Linked DNA regions of Mus musculus: region 1 is linked to region 2. A link is a loop called in an ENCODE intact Hi-C map of the cell type or tissue named here. Cell type or tissue: gastrocnemius. All regions are shown on one strand.

Region 1 (2,500 bases), 330 kb before region 2:
AATGGAGATAAAGAAAAAATTAGCCAGGATTCTATTACCTTCTAAGTCAGCAGTTCTCAACTTGTGGGTCATGATTTCTTTGTGGGGTAAGACGACCTTTTTACAGGAGTCACTGAAAATAATTGGAAAACAGGTATTTACATTATGATTCATAACAGTAGCAAAATTAGTTATTATTAAGTAGCAACAAAAATAATTTTATGGTTGGGGTCACTACAACATATTAAAGGGTCACAGCATTGGGAAGGTTGGGAACCACTGTCGTAAGCAAATATTTGTCAATAGTTTCTTTAAAAATTTTATCTTATCTCTATTTTTATGGAGGCAAACACATTTGTATACTTTTTAAAAAATAGATATTAACATTTAAAAATGTTTTATTACATTTTGTGTTTGTTCGTGCATGTATGCATGCTTGTGTGTATATATGTGCAACTATGTGTGCTTTTGTGTGTGCAACATATGCATGTCATTGCACAAATGTGGAGATCAGAAGGCAATGCTGGGACCAAACACTGGTCTTCAGGTTTAGCAGCAATGCCTTTACCTACGGAGTCATCTTGTGGGCCCCAGCATTCGCTTTTCCTTGAACATACATTATTATTCTCTTAAAAACAAACTCCTCCCATATATCATGTCCCATTACCACATTTTTCCCTAAAATGAATCTTGACTAACAAATCCTAAACTGGAAAACACTGATGTAGTTTTTGTCTTCAATTTTTGACTACTAATAGCATCTATGTGATTAAATACAATAATATCTGTGGAGCTTTGGATTTAGCTCAGTGGTAGATTTATGGGTTTATTCATAACTGACTTTGATGATTTAATGTCTGCCTTTGTCATTTCACTATAATTCAAAGACAGCAGAAAAGGTCATCATCCGCATCCATCACATTACTATGCAATGATCATGTTTGCTCAAATCTAGGATTACATTTCAATGGCAATATGTGAAATAGTCACTAGAGGTCGCCTTGCTTCTCTCTTTGGGTTTCCTGGATAAGGTGTGTTAAGCTTCAAAGATACTTTCAAAATAAACCCCCAAACGCCAATGTTTTATGATTAAGTAATTTATTATATATGAAGGAAGTTACAGTAATTTGAAGTATGACTATTCACATACACTATCACATTTTCTCCAGCAATATAACTTTTTTTCATAAATGTAATCACTTCTTATTCACAATTATTAAAAAAGAAAACTTCACTAACATAGTTGTTTGGAAACTTCCAAAAACTTCCAAAAAAGTGCATAACTATTAAAACTTAAAACACACCTATGCATTTGCCTATACAAATATAGTTTATATCCGTGAGATATACACCACAATAAATTAAAAACTAACAAAGTATTAGAAAATATCAAACACTAAATCAAACAAACTTTGCATTTATATTATTTGTGGTTATTTAGGACTATGGAATTCTAAAATAATTTTAATATATAAATGATTTAAGTATTTAGGAGAAAAACCCTATCTTTTCTATTTTTATTGTTAAGAGACAAACTTCAATGACTATCCTTACTTATTCAGGTAAGATGTCAGCCCTAAAGACTTTGACCTAGGTCAGTCTTCCAAAGAAGAAAGACATTTTCCAACAACTATTAATAAATTATAAGTAGAGGGCAGAATTTCTTAATATCCCAGTGTGTGCATTAAAACTATTCAAGCATGATACTGAGAGGCAAAGTACCCTATGGGAAGATGGTTCAGCTGATTTGTTGAGAACTTGCAGTTAGACAAACAAGCCCTTAGTTATAGGATAGGAACTAGAAGCACTCCAGATGGTAGGTCAGCCACTAAACTCTACTTTCAACTTAAGACTCAAAGGCAAACCTTTTAAACCTATTTTTAATTTGTGCTTTCAAATTCAGTCCCTAAATTCATGCTGCTGCCTCTTTTTGCCCTACTGACATAACTTTCACAGGCTCTGCTAGTCATTGATACCCGTGTTTCAAAAACCTGCCAAATGTCCTCAGTATCCAGTATTTCATTGATTAACTGACTGTACTGGCTGGTTTTGTATGTCAACTTGACATAGGCTGCAGTTATCACAGAGAAAAGAGCTTCAGTTGAGGAAATGCCTCCATAAGATCCAGCTGTGGGGCATTTTCTCAATTAATGATCAAGGGGGAAGGCCCCTTGTGGGTGGGACGATCTCTGGGCTGTTTGTCTTGGGTTCTATAAGAGAGCAGGCTGAGCAAGCCAGGGGAAGCAAGCCAGTAAAGAACATCCCTCCATGGTCTCTGCATCAGCTCCTGCTTTCTGACCTGCTTGAGTTCCAGTCCTGACTTCCTTTGGTGATAAACAGCAATGTGGAAGTGTAAGGCGAATAAACCCTCTCCTCCCTAACTTGCTTCTTGGTCATGATGTTTGTGCAGGAATAGAAACCCTAACTAAGACACTGACCACACTAACATTTGCTGCCAACCAGCTACCAGGCACTGTGGCAAGAACATTCACAATTCTATGTACTTTCATTATCTCTCTGG
Region 2 (2,500 bases):
AGGAACAGTAGACTCGAGGATAGTAGCTGAGGCTTACTTCGTTTAAGCTATACCCAAGAAGCACACGAAAGAGAAAACTACATGTCAGAATAGCTTTCACTTACTTTTATCAATATAAAATGTGCTGAGTAATTCTCCATCTCTCGGTTTTATCACGGAAGCTGATTTAGGGTTCAATTCAGTCTTATCCTAAATGATAAAGCCGCAGAGTTTGTGAGATAAAGGCGATTCTATACACTCTGTAGATGTCCCAACACTCTCAACGAGGGTTAGTGTGGCTTTTAATTTTCTCACGCTCCTACTTTGGTTATGTGGTATAAGTTCTTTATTTAAAACTGTCGGAAATTTTAAAAAGCAAACACACAAAGAAACTACTATTATGGACCCTCAAATAATAATAATAATAATAATAATAATAATAATAATAATAATCCTGTTTCCCCCGCCCCTGGGCACAAGATTTATATTTATTTACAATCATGGACTGACAAACAGCATGCCAAGAACTCTTGACCGGCAGTCAGGCTCCAGCACAAATGAGACAGGATGGTCCTGATGGCTCTGAGAGCAATCATGGCCCCTTGGGTTGGTTTGGTTTTTAAATTGATTTTTATGGTTGGGCTATACATATCACTGAAAGAGTCATAGGGAGGGCGGTGTCTACAAAACTTAAAAATGTAATATCGCTTAAAAACTTAAAACCCTGACAAGACAGTAACTTATTAAATTGTTTAAAAGAGTTACAGGAAATTCACACCAGCTCAAGAATTCCAAATGTTCACGGATAGGAACTAAAACGTAGGCAATAAGTGATTGCGCAAACCATAGATTTGGGGCAGGAGGGCGTCCTTAAACTTAACCTTGCAAGCCAGATGCAACCATTAGGCCAAGCACCCCCAGCAACAGGGTCCCCTCAGCCGGATACCCGGCCCAAAGCAGCACCTTGCAGCCAGCCTGAGCAAGGGCGCTCGCCGCCCAAAACCACTCTACATCCCGACCTAACTCCTGGATCTTCGTCCCAGCGTTCACACCAACGGTCCAGGTGAAGTTTTAGAATATGGTAATCTCCCGTGGCTGACTTTGGCGGAGTTCACGAGGCGGCAGGGGCTGGGAACCCACTTGGCGTGATCCAGGGCGGTGGCTGACGCGAAGATGGTCTGCAGCCACGGCACGGTCAGATCTCTCAAGAAAAACTAAGTCGATGTCCCTCCTCCCACGCGAACCTCGCCCACTTCTGCCGCTCCGGGCCAAGCTCACCTCGCCGTGGTCCGAAAGTCCCAAACCCACGTCCTCAGTCTGCTGGAACCCATCAAGCATTAGGACCGCGCGGGATGTGCCAGAGCCTTGCAGCATAGCAGGAGGTGGGCGTGGCTTCTCAGAGAGGGCGGCTCCCGGCGGGGAGGGGGGGGCAAACGAGAAGCTCGCGTCACGCCAGATCTAAACGTTGATTGGCTGGAGTGCGGTGCGCGGAGCCCGCCAGCGTCTCCGCCCAGCCCCGCTGCTCCTCCTCCTCCTCGCCAAGCCGCTCTGCCAGCGCCGGCTCGAGAGGGAACGGCTCAGGCCGTCACCGCCAGCCCCGTGCGGACGCGGAAAGGCGGAAGGAGGACGCGCTCGTCGACTTGCTCCTCCCGCACCGGACTCCCCAGCGGGCACAGAGCCCAGGGGAGGAGCCGTCGCGGTCACGCCCCGCCTCCCGCCGGGACGAAGCTGCCGGCCGGCCACCGCCCCCCGTCCCCGGTCGGCGAGACCCGCCCCCGGCCCGCCCCGGCGGCATGGAGGGGCAACGTTCTTGACGGCCGTGCCGCCGCCCGGGCGCTCGGCTCCTCCCGCCGCCCCCGCTCCCTCGCTCGCATGTCCGCACCGCCTTAGCTGAGGATGCTGAGGATGAAGCTGCCACCGAAGTCGACGCACCCCAGCGAGCCGCCGCCCGACGCGGAGGAGCCCGAGGCGGACGCGCGGCCGGGCGCAAAGGCTCCGCTGCGCCGCCGCCGCGACTGCCGCCCGCCGCCGCCGCCCACGGGCCTGCCGCGGGGACCCCCGCCGCCGCCGTCGCCGCCCCGGGGGCTCGAGCCGCCTGTTGCTAGCGGGCCGACGGCGGGCGCGGGCATGCCGGGCGGCGGCGGGCACGCGGCGGCGCTGCGCGAACAGGAGCGGGTGTATGAGTGGTTCGGGCTGGTGCTGGGCTCGGCGCAGCGCCTTGAGTTCATGTGCGGGCTGCTGGACCTGTGCAACCCGCTGGAGCTGCGCTTTCTCGGCTCGTGCCTGGAGGACTTGGCGCGCAAGGACTACCACTACCTGCGCGACTCGGAGGCGAAGGCCAACGGCCTCTCGGACCCAGGGTCGCTGGCCGATTTCCGAGAGCCCGCCGTGCGCTCGCGCCTCATCGTATACCTAGCGCTGCTGGGCTCGGAGAACAGAGAGGCCGCTGGCCGCCTGCACCGCCTCCTGCCCCAGGTGGACGCGGTGCTCAGAAGCCTGCGCGCGACTCGAGCCGAGGGCT

Evidence for each region. Peaks named below come from ENCODE experiments on the same cell type or tissue, not always from the same donor. Only the 100,000 strongest peaks of a DNase experiment are listed, where the experiment ranks them.
Region 1: it touches region 2 in a loop (2.4-fold over the local background); 12 of 42 quality-filtered maps call a loop at or near these places.

Annotation. Positions count from the first base shown.
Region 1 is chr1:105,659,255-105,661,754 of GRCm38, forward strand. Pign (phosphatidylinositol glycan anchor biosynthesis, class N) reads right to left here. Exons shown (of 31, transcript NM_013784.3): 2 at 39-112. Among named protein-coding and RNA genes, the nearest start is that of Pign, 3.2 kb to the right of the region's middle. In gastrocnemius, a CTCF peak has its summit at 972; a DNase peak (open chromatin) is centred at 966.
Region 2 is chr1:105,988,915-105,991,414 of GRCm38, forward strand. Zcchc2 (zinc finger, CCHC domain containing 2) reads left to right here and starts at 1,492. Exons shown (of 14, transcript NM_001122676.1): 1 at 1,492-2,500. The coding sequence starts at 1,876. It overlaps Gm7160 (predicted gene 7160), which reads right to left and starts at 1,368. Exons shown (of 3, transcript NR_151625.1): 1 at 1,258-1,368; 2 at 105-189. In gastrocnemius, no CTCF peak of the experiment used is centred here; DNase peaks (open chromatin) are centred at 1,512 and 2,321; H3K4me3 peaks cover 2,500 bases; H3K27ac peaks cover 2,500 bases.